2 separate regions of the Homo sapiens genome follow, and region 2 is linked to region 1. A link is a loop called in an ENCODE intact Hi-C map of the cell type or tissue named here. Cell type or tissue: PC-3. All regions are shown on one strand. Each heading gives the region's core, and the rest is flanking DNA. Links, peaks and the distances in the headings are about the cores only.

Region 1 (13,123 bases), core at 1,830-9,829:
GGACAGAGTGACCCAAGGCTGTGGGAGCCCACCTCTTGCATCAGCATGTTGTGGATGTGAGACAAGGAGTCAAAGGAGATCATTTTGGAACTTTAAGTTTTAATGACTGCCTTATTGGATTTCAAACTTGCATGGGGCCTGTAGCCTCTTTATGTAGGCCAATTTCTCTTACTTGTAATGGGTGTAGTTACCCAACACTTCTACCCCCATTGTATCAAGGAAGCAACTAACTTGCTTTTAATGTTACAGGTTCAGAGGCAGAAGAGTCTTGCCTTGTCTCAGATGAGACATTGGGCTGTGGACTTTTGAGTTAATGCTGGAAAGAGTTAAGACTTTGGGAGACTGTTGGAAAGGCACGAGTGTGTTTTGAAATGTGAGGACATGAGATTTGGGAGGGGCTGGAGTGGAATGATATGGTTTGGCTGTGTCCCTGCACAAAAATCTCATCTTGAATTATAATCTCCATAATCCCCATGGGTCAAGGGTGGGACCAAGGGTGGAGGTAATTGCATCATGGGGGCAGTTTCTCCCACACTATTCCCGTAGGATAGTGAGTGAGCTCTCATGAGATCTGATGGATTTATAAGTGTCTGGCATTTATTTCCCCTGCTCGCACTTCCTCTTCCTATCACCCTGTGAAGAAGGTGCCTTTCTTCCCCTTCACCTTGTGTCATGATTGTAAGTTTCCTGAGGCCCTTCCAGTAATGTGGAACTGTGAGTCAATTAAAACTCTTTTCTTTATAAATTACCCACTTTTTGGTATTTCTTCATAGCAGTGTGAGAACAGACTAATACATCAATTTATTGAGTTTTTTTTTAAGTTGACAACAGGTATAAATCAAAGCACTGAGGAAATAGATATTTTATAGAGTAGAGAGGACAATTTCCATTTCTAGAAAAAACTGAAAGTGGTTAATGAAAAAATTCGTCAACATCTTTAGGGGTTTTAACGTAATCAGAAAACAATGAGAAGTCACTGACATATATTAAGGAATGAAAAAAATATGTGATTGCTTTTGCATTTAAGGAGGACTTAAACTACCCCCATTTAGTTAAATTAGGATTCGAAGACTGGCTGTGGGCAAACCTGATGAGCCATGACCAGCGGGCCAAGGGGTTTACTGCACATCCTTTATCCTGCTAACTGGCCCACTATATCCACTGGACATTTGCATTGATTTATATGAGTTTGATTTATCTTTATTTGGTTGATTGTTTTCCTGAAGGAAAAAAAAAGAATTCTGGTGAGAAATGAATGAGAGAAGAGATGGGAAAAGATAGGGAATGGACAGAAGTGAACAGAGTCTGTTTCTCTTGAGCCCGTTTCTAGGTATGGACATAGAAGTCACTTGACTTTATTGAGCTTTGGTCCAAATGAGGATAACATGAACATTCTATAATTACTTAAAAGGGAAAATTCTGGAAATGAGTCCAGAAATTAGAGTTTTCATATAGGTAAAATAAGCAGGTCAACAACAACCAAAAAAATTTAATCTATTTCTATCTTGTTGAGGTTTACTTCTATTTGTCAGAGATAAATATCTAAAGAGATGCAAAGAAGGTATTATTATCTGCTTTCATGGTAATCATTTTCTAATAGGCATCAAGGAAAGTAAATGCAAATGTCACCAAACCCCACAGGTCTAAACAGGAATATAGACTACTATGCACGTTTTATCATACATTAGTGTTTAATTTAAGGATAGACATTTTCTTAGAGGTGCCTTTCTTTCCTTCATTCTTCACGGAGATGCTGTGCACTGGATTCCTCATGCTTCACTGACTTAGAAATGCTTTGTACATTATTTTTTCCTGTGTCTTCAGGCCTTCTTCTCCTCTTTCATTTAAGTCTCCAACAGTTTCTATTAAAAAAAAAGACAACTTTACAAATCACAGTTTCTTGCCCCTCTCCCTCCCATCAAATGACTACTATTCAAAGTCATCCTTGATTGAAAAATTTGTGTATATTCTCTCATTTTCATTTCCCATCACCAAATGACATTTAGTATTCTATTAGGCTTATGCTACTACTGCTCTTTTGAAAATACTTTCCTGAAATACACATATCTCCAATCAGCAATAGCTTTTGGATCTTACCTGCCCTGACTTCTCTGTGCTCTTCACCACTTTGCAATACTTGGGATTCTCACTTTCTTTGACTTTCAGTCGTCATTTTCTCTTGCTTCTCTATTAATCTGGCTATCCTTTCCAAGTCTTCTTTGCTGGCTCCTTCTTTTCCATGGAGTGTTTAAATACAGATAATTTCTAGATTTTCATCTTATTGTGCATAATCTCCCTGCAGCATCTCATCCACTGGCGGATATCAAGTACCATCCACTTACTACAGATGCCATATGATGCTCTTATATTGACCTCTCTCCTGAATGTATTATCAGTATTAATACCAAGATAGGTGCATAACTTGCATTTGAAAGCAAAATTGGTATTATCTAACAAAATTAAATCTTCATATTGCATTCTCTGTCTCCAAGATAGAAACAGTGGAATCAACCTTGGCTAATGATTCTCCTTCACATCCTATATTTAATAATTGCCAAATTCTATTACTTCTATCACAGAAATGTTCACAATATCTGATTTTTCCTCTCATTTATTGTAGATGTCCTTAGCCTCATTCAAGCATTCCATGTAGAGATACTACTTGTCTGGGATGGAGGATCTTGCATTTGAATTAAGGAGACATAACTACTAATGAGTAACAATGTGTGTCAAGGTAAGCACAAGGAACTTTGGAAGGCTAGATGAGGACATTTATCCAATATGCCTTTCTTCCCTGATCTCAGCTATTGCAATAGCCTCCTCACTTCTCTCCTGGTCAGCAAAATTTCCTCCTCATCCATGCTCCAACCTTCTTTCATATTGCATCCAGAATATTCTTCCACAGAAACTGCATGATTCAGCTTCACTTATTAAAAATCTCTTTGGGGTTCCCATTGCCTAAGCAGGAATTTATAATCTGGGTTTTAGATTTCTATGAAATCCCGTAACAAATTGTGGATATACACATGTGTATTTTTGGGACAAGGTCAACACATGCTGAACCACCAAAATTTAAACACCATCAACCAACAATATAAAACACAAGCTCCTGTAGTCTATACATTCAATTGTACGTTTTACTCATATTTTACTTATCCAGCTCCTTTTCTTTCTTCTCTCCATTAAATCAATCCTATTCCCAGGTACATCAGACATTTCCCAGATACTCTTGATGTTTTAATGCTTTTCTGATTTTGTACATGCTGTTACATAACTTAGAAGGGAATTGTCTATCAATCACCATAACATGTTTCTATGGACTGAAGACTAATTAGAGCGTTATAATAAGAAGCCCCAGGAGTGTTTGCCACTAGAACATCTCTGTTTTACAATATTTTTGTCCAATTTTGATAAGCTGTAGTTACCAAATGATACAATTTAATCCACATATGATATAATTTAATCCTCTATGACTGTCAGATAGTTCTCATTGGTCCTGTTTTCTGATAAGGGACTAGCACATCTCAGTTGCTTAAAAAAATTTAGTGCTTAGTATATTGCCTGATGCATGAAAGTCGCTCAATACAAGTTAGTTGAATGAATTAATAAATGCAAAAGAAATGCAGAGGCTATGTATTGGGCAAGACCATGTTTCTGACATTAATTCTGGTGAGAGGAGGTAAAAAGTAAAGCATGGGCACTTTTAGCAATAAATGATGTATTTGAAATAAATAAATAAATTCTTAAGAGTATAAATATGAGGCCCAGCTTGATTCAAGCATGTATTAGGAACTTCTGAGAAAATAAATGTTAACCCTCAATAAAATGTTGGAGGGAGATAATTACTCACTGGTTGGATTCTGTGCCATTTATTTTTCTCATCTGCCAGTCCCTAATATATTTTAGTAAAGGTACTATACACTAAGTGCTAAAGAAAATAATTTTTTGAGACTTAATCCTAAATGTTTTGAAAGCCAATAAAGAAGATACTGTAACAGTACAGGAGTAAGTGTTATAGCTCAGAGTAAAGCCATGGAGATAATGAGAACAACACAGTGCCTAGACATTTACAGGGAAAACTCACTTAGATCCAGTGGTGGCTGAATGTGAAAACTGATCAAAAGACAAAGTAAAGATGATAACCAGATGGAAGTCAGCTGTGCTGCCTGTGGTATTCAGAATGATGAAGAAAGTGTGTTTGTGTGGTGGAGAAAGGTAAGGAGTAGCATAATGAAATCTTTACTGGACCCTATGAAGGGCTCAATTTAAAATACTATGTAAGCAAACAAGTTGATTTAGAGTAACTTTGTTTTAAAGTCAATATAAAATAAGCTATAAGATACAGGCACATCAATAAATGCAAGAATGATTAATTAAAAGGATAATGTGGTAGTCATTGTACATGTATCATTTACTGAGTCCTTATTTATGTGCTAGGCATGGTACTGAATGTCATCTCTTTTACTTTCCCAACAACCCTATGAGGAAGGTATTTTTATTATCTCAGTATTACAAGTAAGGAAACTGAGGCTTAGAGACATTAAGAAACTTGCCCAAAGTCACATAGCTGAAATGAAGCAGAGCAGGAGCATGGATATGGGAACTTTTATTCAGCCTTCCAGGTTTTCAATTAATACCATTATATTCTTCCTTCTTAGGCTATTTAATAAACAATTCTAGATTTACTTGTATGTGTTTTTAAGGTCTTAATAACATTTTAGTAATGGATTTAATGTTGAGAGTTTATTAAAGATTGTGTCCAATAGTTCTGACAGACAGTATGAAAAAGTATCTGCTCTCTTGCATTGCTGAGAGTTTGTTCTCCACTGCTATGTTTTCATTTGAATAGTTTTTCCTTATAAACACAGTTTAAGTACAGCATGCATAGTCTATCCTAATATTTGAACTGCTTTTTAAAGCTACTTTAATGGATATTCTCCATAATTATGTTTCTTTTTATCTCAATATTTATAATTCTATAAATCTAACCTTTTTACAATCGCATTTTGATTTGTGCAATCTATCTGCATATTTGAGTTCACTCTCATTCCAAAGTTTCTTTAGGACTAATTGTGGGGTGTGTGTGTGTGTGTGTGTGTGTGTGTGTGTGTGTGTGTGTGTATGTATGTTTGGAGTTAATAAGCTTAGATACTAGGGGGGAAAACACTGGAAAGATTATACCACAGATAATTAATAAAAATCAATTAGTTTGTTAATGAGTACTCTGTCAGTACCCAAGGTGCTGGAAACCAGCTGGGGGAAGGAAATCAGGATCCCTGAATAGGACATTTAGAATGCTTGAGTCCTGCTGAGAATTTGAGAGGAAATAACTATAAGAAGCACTACTTGGGTTAAAACTGGCTAAATTTCCTCTTGAGGTTACAATTCCTCCAGCCAATAAATCTAGTAAAAAAGTGATTCACCTTTAGTGTATGCCATAAAGCATTTTCTGAGGCCTTAAGTACATTGCTCACTGCCCTGTATTAAAAACAAACCCATAGTTGTAAATGTCAATGACTAAGAATATTATAGCCCTTGCATCTTTCTTATGTTAGTAGAAAAGCTGGAAGCACCCATTACCTCTTCTATGACTTTTTACACTGTATTTATGTAAATGGCAAAAGTCAAACATGAGCTGACAGGGAAATACAAAATCTGTCTTCCAGTGGTCTTTGGACGAAAAAGCAGAAAATTCCAGTGACAGCAACTGACTTTCGTCAAAAGTTTTTTTCAGAACAACTCATTCTTTCTATTGTTAATTATATCTGTGTTAAGATTATACTTTCTCTTCCTATGTAATTATGAATTATTTATGGGAGTAATGCAGAAGAGGGGATTTGCATATAAATAAATTAAATAAATTTAGCTTACCATAGGGTGACCACTTAAAACTATAATTTCTGTTTCATGTATCTTCTTCTAAGAATCGAGGAAGAAAAGCTAAATATATTCTAGTAGATTCATAGCTTTCATATAAATTTGTACATACAGTTTTATTGTAAATATCTTTCACAAGTATCCTATAATTGTCATAAATGTCAATATGACTGCTAAAAAGCCTCCCTTTTGGATAAAGAATAGAGGCTCAAAGATGTTTATAATTTTGGTTACCTTTTTATAACAGAAGTGTTCAATAGTCTATGAAGTGAATTAATAATATGGTATAAGATGTATGAATTTTCTATTGAAAAGTTGTACCTAATAACTCCCTCTCAGTATGAGGTCATAGGGGTAGAAGATCATTGATTTAACTTACTCAACTCTAACTTTCATGGATAACATATTCCTTTAATTACCTGCAAAATGTCTGGGTAGTGAAACAGAGCTCATACATTAGTAGGAGAGAAAATACACTGAATACAAATAAACGATTCTTTAAGCATGTCTATTTTTAGTCAACTAAATAAGTTAAGGCTTTTTTCCCCTCACATATATGTTACTACAGTTCCTTTTATAATATGCACAACTATGTACTAAAAACTGCATTAGTACAATCAGAAAAAGTGGTATCTATACCAGTTTAAGCAAATTAGATTATGGTTTCCTTTTTAGCACTCTCTTAATTTTGAGATATTTCCTCTAGTACATTTTTAATTACAAGGCAATAGTAGTAGTCTCAATTCCCTGACCTTACAATTCTTTTAAAGCATGAGATTTTTCAAATGTTCTGGCTTCCAGGTACATATAAAATGCAATTATGCTGTCTTTCAAAATATTTTGAAAAATGAAGAATGCATCTTATATTTATTTTAGAAATATAGCTATGTTCACACACACGAATGAGGAAGTCATCTGTGAATAGGTAAATTGTTGGAGCACATATATTGTTAGATTTATAATATCCCATTTAACTTTTGCAATATCCCATCAAGAAATTGAATATTACTTAATGAACACTGTAGTCCCACCTTATTTGCCAGGAATATGTTCCAAGGCCCCCAGTGGATGCCTGAAATTGTAGATAATATCAAGCCCTATATATGCTACATTTTTTCCATCTGATAAGTGACAAATGGATGGGTAGCATGAACAGTGTAGGTATGCTAGACAAAGAGATGAGTCACTTCCTGGATGGGATGAGCAGGAGGGCATCAGGTTTCATATGGCTACTTAGAATGGCACACAATTTAAAATTTATGAATTTTTATATCTGAAATATTTCATTTAATATTTTCAGATCGCAGTTGACTTCAGGTAACTGAAACCACAGAAAGTGAAACTGAAGATAAGGGAGGAGGACTACAGTAGCTGTGTGACTTTTTCACAAAATTAATCATTATAATCAAAGAACAAAATACTGCAGTAGTCAAGTATGTTTGAATCTTAGGGTTTCAGACCATTTTCCTTTCTCAGTTTTCTATCTCAGAGTGTAAGAGTACATATAGCCTGGAAACGACATAAATACAATAAAAAGAACAAGATATAAAAAGTCTTTACTAATTGATTAAAAAGAAAAGGTTAAGGACCACGTGGAAATCAAGTTATGTTTATGAGTTCTGAGAATGACAACATGTTCAGAAGGAAATAGTTTTAATTCTATGAAATTTAAGTTTCTATTTCTAGTTTTTGAATGTAACTCTTTGAATATTGTCCTTAGTTTTGTTTTCTTGTTCTTTTATTTTATTTTTAATTGACACATCAGAATTGTACATAGTCATGGGGTACACTATGATGCTTTGATATAGGTATACAAAGTAGATGAAGAAGACACAAGTAAATGGAAATATATTCCACATTCATGGATTGTTTTTCAAACGCTAATTGTATTTATTTTAGAAATGTAGAAATAGTCACAAATAGAAATTAGTATTTGATAAGTGCTGAGTCTCTGTACTAAATTAGCTCACCTGATTATGTGAATCATTTAATGTTTGATTTAGCTGATAAGACTGGTCAATATTAATATTATAAATACTATATACCATTCTCATATCATGCTAACATAAGAAACAATAAAATTTTAAAAGAAAAATATTGTTTGATAGATTGTAAAATGAGAAAGCCAACTGGCTATTTTGGATAAAAATGAGCAGGTCAACAAGGTCCTAATGGGTTTACTACAGTTTAGTCAGACTCTCAGTTTAACATTTACAGAAATCCAATTTGAAAATTTATTCAATTATTATTAACTTCTTAAGGTCTGACTTTAGTTTAACTGTGAGCACTTGAACTTAAAAGACACTGAATTGTAAACCATGATGTCCATTTATTTATTCACGAAATATGCGTCATTTACATAGGATGCTCCTTCCTTGTGCTCAAAACTACACAGGGAGAATACTGTGTGGTGAGCATCAAGTTAAAATAAGTAAAATGAGATTTTGAATTGTTATCAAACTAGCTGAACTGGACAAGATATCATTCTGTAGTCTAAAGATAATTTTACCTATACACCCAATATTGGCTGAATTTCTAGAGCCCATTTCAAATACAGTGGATCAGGATTACCAGGGATGGGACCAAAAATCTTTTAACAGTGTCTCTGATTATTCTTTCCATGACATAAATAATAAGCTTTGAAAACACTGGCATGATGAATCAGCTCTTCTCCTTGATTCTTCTTTTCAAATATAGCTCACACAGATTCTGCCTTCTGTTACCAGGTTGCTAAGGTTAAAATTTTATTTTAATGATAGTTCATCACTGAGAATATTTTTAGTGCCTATGATTTGTCTGAGAAATCAGTATAGTTTTTGATTTATAGAAACTCAGGAAGTACCATAGTGTCCGTAGTACCACATCTATAAACCCTCTACTGAGAGGTTATTTTGCAGATGATTGGTCTTGTCTATTAATGCCAGCACTTTGAAAGGCTGAGGCGGGTGGATCACCTGAGGTCGGGAGTTTGAGACCAGCCTGACCAACATGGAGAAACCCCATTTGTACTAAAAATACAAAATTAGCCAGGCGTGGTGGCGCTTGCCTGTAATACCAGCTACTCAGGAGGCTGGGGCAGAAGAATCTCTTGAATCCAGGAGGTGGAGGTTGCGGTGAGCCGAGATCACCATTGCATTCCAGCCTGGGCAACAAGAGCAAAACTCCATTTCAAAAACAAAACAAAAACAAACAAACAAACAAACAAAAAACTACTCCAATTTCAATGGTAAATTTTGTCTGACCTATCCCTAAGTACAGGCTATATGTACACTATAGTCAACAATTAGTAAACTGTGTATCCACAGTACTATTCACTAGATAAATAATGACACTGAATGTTTTAAAATTCATAATGATTCAGATTTTAAAAAAGAAATAAGGGATATGCATAAAAATATTAAAATACTATAAGATATTTTATTTTTTATAAAAATTTTTAAAGTTCAGACCAAGTTTTTACCAAGTGTGTCTGTGTCAGACTTGGGATAGTGGAGAAGAATCTTGTGTTTATTCTATTTTTTTTCTTTCTTGAAATAACAGCTGAGAGATTGTAGACCTGTAATAGCAACAAAAGGGATATGAGAAATGAAAGGCATGCCTTTAAATCTTCAAAACTTTTTCATTTATTCATTCACCAAAAATGTATTGAGTCTTTATCTCCACTTTGGCAGGTACTGTGATTCTATATAGTCATATAGTCTTCTTTTTAATATTGACATAATCTGACTTATATTTGTGTTTTTAACTTACAGAGAGATCCCCTTAGTATTTGAAGAATACAGGTATATTTCACCTGGGATGTCTGGCTTGTGGTGAGTCTTCCCAAGTTTGATCAGGATTAATGAGCTGAGACTTTTCATAGAGACATTTACCTTGGGGTCAAAGAGACTGGGGAAGCTCAAGGGCTGTATCCCCTGTGCCAACAGCAAGAACAGCAGCAAGTTTTGCTGAAATTGATTATGAATGTCTCTAGCTACTGGCAAAGCTGAAGTACAGCCTGTCCATATCCATGTGAGGATAGAGTAGGAATTAAAATGAAAGCAAGACATGGCAAAGGTAAAGTGAAAGATTTTGCTATTAGGCTAGTGCTTTGATCATAAAGATTCAAACATATCTATCACGCTACATCTGTAAGAGTGTATTAAAAGGTTAATGAAGTTTTGTACCTTTTTGGACTTATAACTAAATTGTCAGGTCAGCAAATATGAAGAATTTTTGTACTGTAGACTATCCTAGGAAATTCTCTTGGGGGAAAATGAGATGCCTTTACAATTTATTTCAGAACATCAGTATCTTCAAACTGTTCTACACAATTTTGAGGCTGGTTCAAAGGAAGTATGTAGAGCTAATCCTGTTTAAAAAGAAATTGGGAAGGCTTAAGAAAATCCCTTATGTGAAAAATCAGGACAATATAGTAAAATATGATTTATATACAATTTATAGACCTTTGAATCAAACGTTCACCGTTTTAATAATTTCAGGGAGACAACTGCTTCACAGCAGACTGTAGCATAAGGCTCACATTATAAGACCATGCATATAATAGTGATACTGCCATGGGTTAAATGAGCAGAGCTTGAAGTATTATTTTTTTAAAAAATTGAAAGGTTGTGGCAGTAATAAAAAGGTTGAATGGTAATGCCTCTAATTGAACAGTAAGGCCTCTTTCCTATTAAGTCACTCTTTCATCTGTCTTTTTAATTATTTCATTATCATTTTGTACTGCAGTTCACAATGAAATGACCATTTGTGTTTAAGTGAAAGCTAATTATTAGGACTGAATTATTGTGCAGTTTATTGATCCCTATGGTGGATTAAGGGCTTTAAGTTCGTCTAGACAGAATAGTTAGCAAAATGACAAAAGGAAACATATAAGACCCTTGGGAAGAATCCCTATGCTCCATAAGCAATTAATGCCTGCCAGGTAATGGAATTTAAGTTTATACTAAATCCAGCAGAGCTTTGACATTTCAACTGCCTTATAAACACATTAGTCTAATGAATTAAGACTTATGAATTGTGTTTAGACACAAGTAGGAATAGGAAATCCACGATATTTTCAGCCATTCGTTGATTGAATGAAAAATAGATCATTTTCTCTCTGAATCTGATGAAAAATGAAATGTGTTCTTCTTTGTGTATATCTCTGCTCATTCTGTTTTCTGTTGATGGATGTGTATTAACAAATCCCATTTCCCAAAAAACACTAATCTCCCTTATGGATGTGAAAAGTATATAGTGATAAGCCAAGAAAGCGGAATGAATATATACATATATATATAGTACTGCTGAGTAAGAAGCCAAACAACCCATTAATCTCAATCAGGTGCTAGGCAAATTTAAAAGCAATTTGTCATTATGGCGATGAGCAAGCTGCAGTTTAAGCTAACCGTACAACCCATTGCTGTTATTTGTTAAGAGTATGTCTCTGAGTGGATTTTGAGGGGATCTGGCTCAATCCTTCAGTTACGCGACTTCTTCCCTAAAGTGCTCTGTCTTCAAAGATTTATTGACAACATGCCATGAGTAAGGATTTTTGGAAAAGTTGTTAAAGCTCTTTTTTGTATCAACAAAGATTTCGGCAACAATTCTAAGGAACAATGACAAGTTAATTAGGTACAAAGTGGTGTCATTTGGTGCCAAGTTTTAAGTATTATTCTTTCTCATCTTCATTTTCAGGCTTCCAATAAAAATCTCTTGTACTGTACCAACCATGGTTATTTATGGGTCAGATAAAAGACAGATATTTCAGTTACATGCAGAAGAAATCTGGTACATTTTACCTGTATATACTTCTTTGAATTTGAAGTCTTCACCACAAAAATCTTAGAGAACATTTCAAGAACAGCCTTCCTTTTGTCTTAGAACAATAGTGTCAAGGACCATTCAATGAAGAGGCATCCATACCAGATACCCAGAGGCACAGTTTAAATATTAAAGTATATTTATACAAAATATATTTTAGATGTTTCATTGCATGAGTTTGAATTAAATTGTAGGCATTGAGATGCACAGAATAGAATCTAGCAAATTGCAAAAATGTTTGCTTCCATTATATTTATGCACAATTTTATTGCTTGCATTTGACAGTGGCAAAGTAGCTAGTTTAATAAGCAAGCGTAAGTTTTTTATAGCAATGGTTATGGACTTTTATGGTATTTAAACTAGATTAATCAGTGAAGTATGATAAAGTTGAAGGATTAAACAGACTGCACACTTAAATATAAAACACTAATGGGGAATCTTGCACGAGGCAATATTTGTTATTATGAAAATATAATAAAAGGATAATTGGTGGGGTTCTCTTTCTAGGAAAAAAAGATGGTTTACTCAGCTTAAGAAGTCAAATTAATGCCTAGGGAAATAGGGCACCCTTATTATATGTAGACATGGTGCCACCTACGTGATAGTCATTTGATTTTTAAAACCAAAAATAAAACTCATGCTTTACATAATGTAATTATATGACTAAATTCAAAGTATGATCCTAGAGAAAAGCATTCCAAGAATTTTCCTTAATTTTTTCTTTGTAAGTCTGCAAATATGCCCCTAGGTATACTTATTCAAATATTGATTTATAATGCATTTGCATGATTGGAGGACTTTGTTTTCCATTTTGAAGAAAAGATTTACTCTTATCTAATGAACAAAGTTTTAAACTATTTTTCAGAATGCTTAAAGTTAGTTTGAATGCCTCAAACATTTTGGTAAGGGTTAGAAGTAAAAGTTTAAGAGAATATTATTAATTCAATTAACAAAAAATAATTTTTGAGAATCTTATCCATTATATGTGTGTATGATTCAAAGTCAAATAAGTCTTTTTTTTTAAATTTATACTTGTACTAGTTATCTATTGCTGCATTAAAAATTGGACCAGAACTTAGCAAGTTAAAATAGCAAAGATGTATTATCTCAAAATGCATTTGGGTCAGGAATCTGGGCACAGATCAGTTGGGTTTTCTCTGGCTTAAATAATCTCTTGAAGTTTTAGTCAAGCTGTCAGCAAAGGTTAGCGTTTTCATTCAAAGCGTTGGATGGGTGAGTGTCCTTTTCTAACTCATTCATGTGGTTGCATTCATGTGGCTGTTACCAGGGTCTCGTTTTTCTTGGCTGTTGATCACAGGACTCCCTTAGTTTCTTGCCACATGAACCTTTCCAAAAGGTAGCTCACAAAGTGGCATCTGGCTTCCCTCAAATCAAGAAAGCAAGGGAAGACCCAATATGGAAGTCTTTTTATAACCTATTA
Region 2 (13,123 bases), core at 3,084-11,083, 380 kb before region 1:
TTCTAGAAAATGAAATGACTTGGCGCTGTTTATTAGTGCTAGCTCTGGGTTCCTAAAGAGATCTTTGCATATTATACTAAGGATATGATTAAACTGGAGACTCTGATTTTAGAGCTGTTGACAGCTGAGCCAGTATTGCCTTTCACCAGCTAATTATTATTTTCAGGGGGAGTCACTATTAGAAGAAAAATTCATGTTTCTGTTCTTACCTTCTTTTCAATAAGCACTAAGAAGGTTCATTTTCAGAGACATCCTTGCTACGCTGAGACTTGTTTAAAAGTGAAGCAAAGAACAGTTGCAAAAAGAATATTCAAATATGAAGATTCTTGATGAAACTTGAGTCATAAAAACTTGAGCCTCAAAACAATGTTTTAAGAATGATGATCTCAATCTCGATGTAAAACTTTTGCTATTTGAATTAGAAAAATATAATTTGTGCTGTAGCTCATTATAGTACTTATAAAACTATAGATTAACTAAATTTTTCCACATAAATCACATTGCTGACAAATTGTTTGTATATACTTTTGCTATCTGAGATTAATTAAGCATATTGTTTTCCAAAGTTCTTCAAGTTTGCATGCCACACTGTATTTTTGGTAAAATCATATAAGGTAATCCTTCAAGTGAGAACTCCTAATTTTTGGTCATTTCATAAGTTTTCTAGTTTATGTATCAATTTGGTATAGACTGTACAAGAGTATATATTTGAGATACTTGAGACATTCAACTTATTCCTATTTTAATTCATCTATACCCTGGCATTTCTGTAATATATCTTAAACAAAAATAGAATTTAAAAAACTAGAAGTCACTTCTGTTAAGAATTGGAGCACAAGAAGAAAGTCAATTAAATCATTTTTTTAAAAAAGTTAATGCCAAGTTACTTTTCTCTGAAAATATGTCTTCAATATTGTAGAGTTGAATTTGATTTAAAAATCATGCAGTTATTCTAATGAAGGTTTGATGTGGGTTTAATTTAATGACATCATTAAACTATATAGAATGTGTAGCTTTCATTACTGTCAGTTATTTTTTATTTAATTCAAATAAAAGCAACTTTGATTTCAAATTCCATATCATTATTCCTTTTTTAAGTCTTGTGAAAATTACAAATGACACATTCTTAATGAAAGTTTTGCTGAGCATCTACATTATAACCTTTACAAAGGATGATGTAAAAAATAAAAAGGCTTGGAATCTGATAAGACAAGGTGGACTTTTACATTCAAACGGTTCGGATTCTAATTCTGTTAGAGTGAATTGAGTTGACTCATAATTCTGCTTATGGATTGCAGACTTGTGCTTATGAGAGGCTTACTGTCAGATTGGGTTGCATCTGGCTGCCTTTTCAAGTTTCCTGAAAACAGCAGTATGAGCTTGTGATGTTCATTCTGTACCACCAGAGTGCGTGGGGTGGTCGTATGCTCAATCCATAACTGCTTCTTGAAGCACAGGGTAGAACACTTTTCCCCTTTTAATATTATAAAGACTAAAGTGCTTTTTAAGAAAGAAGATCTAAAATTTGAAACAAGACATGTAAGTAAAAGCTGTCCAAGGCAACTTTAAATTATGTGATTCACACTTACGCCAGATGCTGCTAGAGAAATTCCTTGGTTTCTCATTAACATGGAGCAGTCCCCTTAGACTTCACACATAGTGGCCACTCACAAGCACATACACATTCATGCAAATGTTAGGAACGATCAACTGCATGCTTCCAACTGTACAAGTTCCAACAGAAGAGATTTGAGAAAATTCATTTTAAGGAGATGAGCTGCCATTAAAAATTTGTCATTACTTTCCTCAATCTACTTGGCTAAAGCCTCAATATACTTGGAATGAATATCCTTAATGAACTTGGCTAATTGTTTTGTGATGTCATTTCTGAGTTTACTCAAAATCCATTTAGAAAAGCATTGCTTAGACATAGGTAAAATTCAGAATTTTCTTCCCAGGTGAAACTATAATGATAAAATGTTAATTTCTGTTTATAACTACTTTAGTACAGGGAATATTTAGATTTATAGAACCATGGCTTCAATCTTCACATGAAAATTTATATTCACATTTTAAACTTATATTTTATTTTTATTTTTCAATCATAAATAAATTATTCTCTGTTCCTTAGTTTATAGATTGATCTTCAGTTTTCCTTTTATTCGCTTGTCTATTCGCATGGTCATTTACTGGGTTTATACGTGGTCATTTTTTGAGTCCTATGAGTAGGCAGTTTTGATAGGACCTAACTCTTCAATTGCAGTTTAAAGTTAGGTCACATTTGGCTGGCTAGTGTTAAGTCCAGGATGTTTCTGTCCAGAAAGTATAGAGAGCTCTTTTTCTTTCTCTTTAGTAAACAAAAATCATAAAACAAACTGGACACTGAATTAGGTATGTCATAAATATGCATATTTCTATACTAAAAATGTTCTTTCTTTCTTCCATTTAACCAAAATCGATAATGTAAGGCAGCTCAAATCTTTATATTAGTTTGAATTTCTATCTTGTATCTATTTACCTATCTGTAATGTGTGTGTTTATAACCCACTTGCTTTTTTTCCTCCTTGGCTCTAAGGAGAAAACACTTTTGTATCAGTTAATAGGTGAAATAAAATCTACTTTTTTATAGTAAATATGCTGAACGCATAGCTTTTTGTGAGTGAAAGTTTAACATTCCATAATGTAGGAGAGACTGTGCTCTATGTTAAAGTTATTTTGCTTTGAAAGAGAATGTAATCACTGTGAGGGTAAGGATATCATGCAATTTCTTTTGTTATAGTCCTTGTATAGTCACAACTCTACTTATAACGGGTATTGAACCTTTGACAGAAATGCAAAATATATTCTGCCTTGCAACGCATACAATTTATAAAAACTCAAGCAGGATAATAAGTTATCCGAAGGAACTTTTGGAAAGGGAAATTTTAAAATTACAAAATTTAAAGTTGAAAGGTGTATTTGTATCTGGCATAATTCCCAAGTTGAAGTTCTTCTTTTCAAGCAATATTTACAAAAATATAATATTTTAAATCATCATCATCATCATTATCATCATCTCATCATCATCATCATCATCAATCTAAGAAATACCCAAATATACACATCACTGTGTAAGGGATAAATGGTTCCTCTTGAAGCTTTTTTTTTTCTTTTTTCACCTGAAGAAATGATATTGAAATGGATAAGACTTATGAAAGAACATACTGATGGACATAATGAAAGATGCTTCACAAAAACATGTCTCACATATATATTTGCATTAAAGTCAAGTGGGTTATGTTGGTAAAAGAATAGTATCGACTGTTAATATATTAGGCTTTAGGAAAATTTGGATTAATACCTCTTAAATAGTCAAGATTTCTGGAGGAGCAGTGTTTCAGGAAAAAAGGAAGGATTTCTAGATACAGGGAAAAAAACAGATTTCTAGATATTAGGGAGTTGAGAAATAGAATATAATGAAACTTTGCCTAAATAAATTCTTTCTTAGTAATTCAATTGTAAGAAAGATGAATTGCAGTTAATTTAGTATATAAAAAAATTTGAATGCATATATTATTTTCTTAGAATTACAATCACAGGAAGGACAATCTATCAAAAGATATTTTTTAAAAATCATAAATTTACAAAAAGATTCCATGACTTCAGCAAAATCTTTGGGAAATGCTCACTTTTCTCTCATGTCAATGAATCAATTGTTGAATTGCTGAATCAAGAGACACATCTCTATACTTAAAACATTTCAAATGGAAAGAATAGTACTGAAGTTTAACTTAAAGAAATCATCCTGTACTAAGCAAATAATTCTTCCTGATATCTTCCTAACATCGTTCAAATGTACTTTTGTAAATTATACTCTTCCTGGAACTATTAAAATAATCTACTAATTCTGATTCTAGTTACAGCTGTCACTTAATCTATTCCTGATAAATTGTCACACTTGTAACTTTGTTCTTTTTCTCAGTTTAAAATTGCACAATGTTAGTGAAATGTTTAGACAAGTAACCTTATGAAGGAAGAAGTGTAGGTTAAAATAAATGTAACATTATATAATTGTGTGTTGTCTCTGCAAATAGTTTAAAAATAAAAGAGAATAAAATTACTCATTTGACATTTCAAAGCATTGAAATAAGCCTTGATCATACCTATAGTTATCACGAACTCCCACGATCTACCTAGGAAAAAAATCTTTACCTAATAGTTGGAAATCATCATTAATAGTTAAACAGCTTTAGTTGCTTTTTTTTTGAAGCACTTTTTTCTCTCTTACATTTTTCTTTTCTGTTGAAACATAATTTTATGATTCTCATAATTAGTACACAGATCTACCAAGTTTAGAATATATGTTACATAAGATATGCTAAAACTGGGAAAACTGTTATGTATACAAATGCTATAAATATTTGCATACATGGAAAAGCCTTTATTTTCCCAAATATTTAAAACATTTGGATAACTGGCACATATGAATTAAAAAATTAGAATTTGGATCTAAATTTTTTAGTCTTCATACAGTTGATTTTCCTCCAATGTACATAGATCATATTTGGTTTTTCTTTGGCTGTCCTTTTGATTATAGTAGCACTGTATTATATATAATATTAATGTTTCATATATACCTAAAATATTCTGGGTCCTCTTCCTTCTGAACTGCAACAAGCAACTCAGAGATTTCTGAATATAATGTATAATGTGGCTTAAAAGCCTTAACACCTCCCTCTTCTTTGAGGTGGGTATTTATTAATGCGGTTTCACCTAGTGACAGTTGCATATCTATAGTGTCTGCATACCAGCATCAGCACTCCGCAGCTGTACCATGTGTGGTTTGCATTCAGAGAGAATTGGCCTCTGAGTGTCAGAGGGAATGTATTGAAAAGTGCCCTCCATATCCTTGTTGGTAGTGATAATAAATGAGGACCATAATTAAATGCAGTCAAAGAGTTAAAACTAGAAATCAAATACGTTTTAGTTTTCCTGTGATACAATACAATCACTATTACTGCTTAAAAATAATAATTTAAATTGTTTCCTCATTTGATTTATTATTCTCTATATAGAGGGATTCCTTTGTATATTTTTGAAAATCTGAAGAGAAAGTTGGAATAGAAACATCTGGATCACACCACAGAATTTTAGAAACTATAAGTGGATTATGTCAGAGAGTCTCAGGACAGAATAGTTAGCAAAGTCAGCATGTTTCATCCTACTGTTACTCCTGGTCAAAGGGATAAGCTGTAGGAGAGTCACAAATTTGATAGGTAAAAACACCCATTCAGAAATCATCCCTCTGGTGCTACTTCCTGGGTTCTTCATACTTTCACAGAGCAGCACTTCTTCATTTGAAATATAGTATAACACAAACATCTCATTAGGTCCCATTATTCCTGATGTATTTAGTTCTTCTGCATCATCAAATTGAGCTGGTTGTCATTTTCAATGTGTGAAAGTTAAACTGCCTCAGTAGAAAAGACACACACCCTGAAGTGGGTAGCAGGAAAGACTAAAAAAAAATACAGCCACATATTTTTCAGAAAACAAAATCATTCTGGAATGAGATATGAGTAATAATGACATGGAATAATGGTACTTTAGGAGTAAAATATGAATTGAGCCTAGTCAGGTAACAGAGGCGTTTAGCAAGCTTATTTGGAAGTTCAATATGACATTGCTGGTTGAGGATGATTTTTTTTTCTGAGGTTGATCTTGTTTATAGATCCATATTTTGATGAGATATGTTAGAAATACTGAATATTTTTATTTTGATGTATTTAAACAGTAGTAAAAGTTATTGATTTGTGGGTAATTTTACTAATGGAAGATTTCATAAATTAATGTAATATGCCCAACACTAGGAGACATTATTATAATTTAAGAATGCAGTACCATTTATTTTAATATTTCACTTCTGAAAATGAATGTTTTGTTATACTTTTCTAAAATTCTTTGGAGAAAAAGGTAATTTTTTTTGGCTTACAGTTTCATAGAGTATAATTTTTAAATTAAGTGTTTCTGTTTTGTTTTATCTGGTTACATACGTGATGATTTGTATAATCTCCCTCAATCTTACATTCTTACAATAATCGTGCAAAAATCCAAATTGGGTTAAAGACAGAAATTCCAAATTTTCTAATATGCTCACACTTGGTGCCATCCTGACATTAAAATATCTGACCAAAATTCCCATTCACTATACAATAAATTCATTCTCCCTCAAAGTATATTCTGAATGTAAAAATGAAAATAGACGTTTATATGCAGTCTGAGCTAGAAAAAGGTGCTGATACTGTAATTAATATTGTACCGTAATATCTTTTTAATCTATCATGCTGCCTTTTGCCCTTTATGTTATGTCAGAAAGGAGTGTAATGAATGAGTGTGTCTGTGAGTATCAGCTTGAATTTGGTGAAAACCGCAGCAACATGACATTTCATGTGATTAAGCCAGATATAGATTCAAGTGTATTAGCTTTCACACAATCGAATGTAAAACCAATGATGATAAAACTTCAAATATTTTTTAAATGATGATTTCCCGAATTTATTTTAAAGCTCAATTTGCATAAAGCCATTTTATTATATTTAAGAAATAACAGGATTCCCTGACTTTGTAATGTTTCCTAGAAAGGTAACTCACAACAGTAAAACATCAGAATATTCAGCATTTTAGGTGAAGAATGAAAGATTTATTACTAAGTCAGAAAAGAATTGGCGTAAATCTGACTTGAAACAGCTGTTTAGGGGATTAGTGGGAGTGTCTTTTCAAGTCCTGAGAAGAATAATTTTTCTTCCTTTTTTATACCAGAAGGGGGCAGTAGTGGTCCATTTTTAATAACAGCTAGCGTTTCTTTTGTTATATGACATTTGATAATAAATAAATATCACTTTCTATTTAATGTTGAGGCATTTGTACAAAAAATTAAGATTGTAAGTATCTATTGTTAGGTTAAAAGTTAAATAATTAAAAGTTTTTATGCAAATATAATCTTATGTCTCTTTTCATCTAAGCATGTAGCTCAAAATTAAGATGTCCTGCTGTAGCTAAACTAGAGCACCAGTTCTTATTGCTTAATGTTCATGCTAATAATGATAGTTATAGAATAGATTAATTCTATAACACACACACACACACACACAATTTCAGTGAACTATAGTTTAGTCTCTCACCACTCACCAAGCTGGAGTCAGCACCCACAATAAAAGTGCTTTACAATTTATATAGCTTGTCATATTAGTATTTATTTCCAATATTAATTGTGGCTTAAAATAAATTAATATAATACATTATCTCGTAATTTCCAGGTTGATTAAACGAGTGGTGCATATGCACACTTAATGGGATGGTTGCATTTTACATCTCTCCAGATCTCCATTAAAAGATAAGCTGCAAATACAGTGGTTATTCTGCTCATTGGCTGACATCTCTCTATGTCCAGATCATCTGCTTAGAACAAATGTGGCCGGACAATGCGGTATTCTAATTCCACAAATTGAGTAATTGAAGAATTTCAGAGATGCAACAAGGATGGAATTACTGTCCTCGTTCTAGGTTTAGAAGGCAGGCATGCAAGTACCTAGAGAAAGAGAACAGATGAAAGCTGGCAGCCTCTTCATTTACAGACAGCACAATTTTCTGAATTTAGCAAGACTCTTCTTTTCCCCCAGAACGCTCTATGTAAGTGTTAAGATGTTGAGACATGCATTATGTTTTACATTTTCGTTAAGTTTTGCAGAAAATCATATGGCTAAGTAGTACTTGTATTATAATGGAAAAAGGTGTGAGGAAAAACCCTCCAAAAATGAAATCCACTTGTCAGTTTGAATTTGACATGTTTTATTACATAGTAAAACCTGTCAGCTAAAATTTTAGAGATTTACACCTAAGTTGTGACTGAAAACAGGTAAATGTCCTTTCAAAACAGGTATTTTGAATACATAAATGAAAATTTTGGTAGTTGTGCGCATGTAGAGTTATCTATTTTGCTTGCAAAGTGAATTTAAAATTTTTAAGAAGTGTTTCTGGTATTTTAAAATAGCTAAGAATAACTTATGAGAATGAGAACTTAGGAAACCTGCTTTTTAACAAAAGTCTACAGGATTATATTTGAATTTTGCACAGACAGTCAACTCACAATGTCATTAGTACATATTAAAGAGCACACCTTTCCTAGATTTCATAATGCAATTTAAAATACTTATTTGATGATGAAAAAATTTTAAGAATATATTTATATTTGATTGATATTAATGATAAATAAAACATTATCCCCAACAGTTAAAATGTTGTATAGATATTAAAAGTAATTAATTCAACACGGAATTTTTTTCCATTAGAAGATTCAGTTTTTCCTTTAAAGCTGAAGGTATTGTGCTGAGATTCTGAAACTCTGCAGCTCAGTCTGGAATTATTTTTTTCTAGAAAAAATGTGGTGAGCAGAGGATTTTCTTGCTATATTAGGACCTCCCAAGTTTCTTTCGGATCTGTAATTTTAAAAGGTTGTCATTACTTTGCTTTCTCTTGCATCCTCAATGTGTGTGTGTGTGTGTGTATGAGAGAGAGAGACAGAAAGAGTGAGAGATGGGGAGGGGGAAGAGGGGAAAGAAGGACAAAAAAGGAAGGAAAAAAGGAAGAAAAGAAGCATAAAATAGGAAAGAAAGAAGGATAAGAGGAAGGAAAGAAAAAAGTGGGAATGTCAGAAGGAAGAAGAGAATAAAAGAGGAGAAAAATAATGTCTTGGAGAGGTCTATACACTTTGACGGATTGACATTGCTAGTTTTTTGGTTCTAGCTTAGGAACAGTGTGATCCTGGCAGCAGCTTTAAGATAGCACATCTCAACTTTCAGAACAACATGATTTAAAGAAACTGTGTGACTCAGAGGATAGTTTTGGCATTGAGTTTGTGAGAAAAGGAGACTTTGCTTTTGTATTGCTCTTCAAATATAAGAGAAAATTCTGTTTCTGCCAACATAGATAAAAAAGCTATCCAATTATTACAACGCCAGCTTTCTCTTTACAAATATCAAGTGTAATTAAAGCAAAGAGCTAAATATTATAGAGAAAATAAGATGGAAAATGTTGGCTGTTGGAAATTGGCTTGGTATGGGCTTTGTGGATGGATGGCATTTACTAAATTGTACCAACCCTGCTTTACGTTTTTAGACAGCATTAAAGGATGAATTGTTGATTTGCCTGTTCTTTAACATGTATCACCTGCTCGAATATTTTTCCCACCTGATAATTTTTCATCAGCCTCTTCTACAGCCAGGCGTATTTTGGCTGTGAATAGTTATAGACAAAAAGTTTTCTGTCTTATGTTATACATGTGTGTGCCTCTGTCTGTGTGTGTATGTGTGTAACCATTATTTCTTATAGGCCTATTCTATACTTTTCTGACCTTTACCTAAAGGACTGTGGCTAATCTGTGTGTGTGTGTGTGTTTTACTGGCATTTTGCTATTACTTAAATTTCTCTGTTTTCCTTTAATGCCTACCTAAATATTTTCTCATCTTACCCTTAAGCAAAATGTCAAATTCTTGGCAGACAAAACATTGCATTTTCTTGAATAAAAGGAAGGCAATATCCATTTCAGCACTTTGTCTATCTATTTAACTAGCACTGTGCATCTTTTAGGCCCTCTGTAAATACTGAGCATCCACCTGAAATATTACGTTAGCCAACAACAGCAGAGACTGTGTGTCTCTGTGTGTGTGTGTGTGTGTGTGTGTATGCTGATTAGCAGTTGTGATTATGTTTTCTTTTCTTACCATCTTCTAGATGGTGCCTCTACTTTTTTATACTTCTAAGTACCTAATAAGAAAGTGGAATTAGAGAGGAATTTGAAGATGCTACACTGTTGGCTTGAGGATGGAGGAAAGGACCCCCAGCCAGGGGATGAGGAGGCCTCTAGAAGCTGGACAAGGCCAAGAAACAGATTATTCTCAGAGTCTCCTGAGGGAATGCAACCCTGTGGACCCATTTTAGATTCTGAGCTCCAGAACGGTCATATGTTTGTGTTGCTTTAAGCCATCAGGTTTGCTGTAATTTGTTAGAACAGTGATAGGAAACACAGCCCTCTCTGACCTCTGCTTCTGTGCTTACATCTCTCTCTGACTCTGGCACTCCTGCCTCCCTCTTACAAGGATCTTCAGGACTACATGGCTCCCCCGAATCTCAGGTCATCCAGGATCATTCTCTATCTCAAGATCCTTAACTCAATCCCATCTGCAAAGTCCCTTTTGCCATATAAGGTACTATGTTCACAGGTTCCAGGGACTAGGACATGAGTGTTTTGGGGGACATTGGTCTGCCTACCACAGACACCTCCCAGGTTGTAAAACACATCAGCAGCAGATTCTCAAGCTTGGCTCTAGGAGCAGCACTAGAGCAACAGGAGGTCGCCACTAGTCTGAGGGACCCCAGGCCTACCCGCGGCTGCTGCAGAGCTCTGTACCTCAGCAGGTGTCCATGCTTGGAGGGGAGTTTGGCCACCTGCTCTATGAGACACAGTGCTCCAGATCACTGTGTAGGCTTCTCAGTTGTCTGCAAGAACCAACTAATGGATAGAGTTTTCTCCGGACAAAGTTTTAAATTTCATATTTCCTGAAATCTTTGAGGCTTGTTTTGCTGCTACTTCTTTTTGGCGAATGACAAAAAGAATGGTTTGTACTTAATAAACAGGAACTGAAGAAATTAAAAAAGAGCTGTGGTATGTGTGACATGATCCCTGTTCTTGCAAGGCATTTATATATCTAGCAATATCCTGAGTTATTCGGGCTTGGGGAGATGCTTGGAGTGCTGTACAGTGAATGTCAATGATATCTGGTGATGGAATCATTTGAGGCTTTCTTCTTTGTATTTTTCTTTTTGAGTATAGTTTAGAAAAAGCATGTATCTTTTGTAGAAACAATAAAATTATTATTTAAAAAATGGAATTATGCAATCACTGAAAATTGTGTCAAACTACATATATGTACTGAAATGAAAACTGTCTAAGTTACATAGATTGAATTAAAAAGAAAAAATGTCATGGACAGTATATGCAGTACAGTAGTCCCCCCTTATCCAAGGAGGATACATTCCAAGACCCCCTGTGGGTACCTAAAACTGTGGATAGTACCAACCCTATATATATTATGTTTTATGATCTGATAGATAACTGAGACCATCACATATATAGTCTATCAATGACCAAAATATTGTTATGGGGTGCATGACTCTACTTCCTCTTCCTCCATTTCTTATTACTCTGTGGTCATAAAATCAGATAAATCATGAATGATTCAACTAGATGTTATTTTACATCTATAGGAATTATATTGTTTTATCAGACAAAAAGGAATTGAGAATAAAATAGTAATAATAATTTATTAGAAAAACATGCTATTTTTACAGTTTTTAAAGTAAATATAATAATAATTAAATATGAACTTAATTTTTCAAGGTAATTTTATATAAATTTACATAACTAGAATTAAATATTTGCCTGTGTCTGAATATTAATACATAAGTCATAATATTCCTACAGTAGATGCTTAAGACATTATTTCCATTAAATGGGAATAAAAAGATGAATATGATTATTTTTAAAATGTATTAATACTAGGATGAAACCAAGTAATAACAACATATAATTATATTGATAGGGCTTACAGAGGTAGCAATAGATAGTTTATTTACAATTTTGTGCATAAGAACAAAATGAGGTTTTGGAAAATTGTCTTGGCCAACAATTTTTTGTTCACATGCTTTAAAATTTATTGTGTAAAACTAGCCATATTTGATTTCTCAAAAGTGTCTTTAAAATGTATTTATGCTAAATGCTTCTATTATTGAGTCTTCTTCTATTTGCCCTCATAACCTCCCATTCCCACTCAAAAAGCATCCACAAAATAAACCCCCAAAATTGCTGAGAGGCAGTATCCCTTGTCTGGACTCATTTTCACTTAGGAAATGGTAACCAACTCATTGTTTTCTGTTTCAGAATTTCTTACAAAGATACATTCATTGTGTAAATTGTTGCTTCATGATTTTTGAACCTGAGACAAAAAGCAACTTTCAATTCTTGATTATAGCTTCTCAAAATATACAGTGTAATTAAGTGTTGAAAGAGCAATTATATTGTAAGTCCTTGTTTCACACCCAAACTTTCTCTTGCTTTTAACTTTTGGAATTTTAGTCGCATTTTCAGAACAAAGGTGAACATTTTGGGAAACAGTGATAAATAAAGGGCAGATGTGTTACAATCATTTTAATGCATATGAGACTGTTTCAGTCACATTATATTTGCTTTCCACATCAAAAAAAAGTCTCAGTCTCACTCCTAACGTCTCAAGCATTCTCTGTTTATCTAAAAAGTTTCCCTTCGCCCAAACCTTCCCCCATACCCCCTGTATCAGTGTATACAGGTTATTTCCTTATATGCACTGTCATACATTATTTGACTGCCTACTTAGTCTACGTTCGTCCCCTTGGAGAATTAGCTCTGTTCCGACACACAATAGACATTCAAAATATATGCGTTGAATGACTAAATGAGTGAATAAATTAATTACTCTATTTCAGACTTAAAAAAATTAGGGTAGACACAAAACAAATTAGAGCATTTGACAATGGTTTTCAAATAAAAAATGTATCAACCACAGACAGGCCAAATATTTTTCTCAATTTCTTTTGTTTCAAAAATATTTGGGGCAAAGGTTATTTTGAAATACCCTAAAAATTAAAGCATATTTTTCAGACTCCACCTTAGATTTCAAATGTGGCAAATTACTTTCTAGTTGCTTTTTCCCGTGTTAAATGACATGTATTTCTGTCTAATTATGGTCAGTTGTTGTGGTGGTTCTGAGGAAATAATTTGAACTGAAGCCACAGTTCAAACTGGATATTTGTTGTAAACATATTTTAACAAAATATTTGCCCTGACCAGTCACCCCTTGATAATTAAGTTCCTTCAGGGCTGGGACTTGGTCTGTTTTATTCATTGCTGTGTTTCAACTCCTACAACAGATCACATGGTAAGTTCTCAAAAACTGAATTAATACTTAATGATTAGATTAATACTTACAATGGAATGAGTGCTTACTGACTGAATTCATAGACAGCAGTTCCATGGGTGCCAGTGGAACAGTAA

The links. Hi-C counts contacts between places; a loop is a spot of excess contacts. Peaks named below come from ENCODE experiments on the same cell type or tissue, not always from the same donor. Only the 100,000 strongest peaks of a DNase experiment are listed, where the experiment ranks them.
Region 2: a loop joins it to region 1, with 2.4 times the contacts of the local background. A loop is called at or near these places in 2 of 110 quality-filtered maps.

The regions. Positions count from the first base shown.
Region 1 is chr5:92,012,544-92,025,666 of GRCh38, forward strand. No RefSeq gene overlaps it. Among named protein-coding and RNA genes, the nearest start is that of ARRDC3, 640 kb to the left of the region's middle. In PC-3, for the core only: no CTCF peak of the experiment used is centred there; DNase peaks (open chromatin) are centred at 5,448 and 7,048; H3K4me3 peaks cover 343 bases; H3K27ac peaks cover 2,406 bases.
Region 2 is chr5:91,635,148-91,648,270 of GRCh38, forward strand. No RefSeq gene overlaps it. Among named protein-coding and RNA genes, the nearest start is that of ARRDC3, 260 kb to the left of the region's middle. In PC-3, for the core only: a CTCF peak has its summit at 6,815 (motif pointing right); a DNase peak (open chromatin) is centred at 6,804; H3K27me3 peaks cover 582 bases.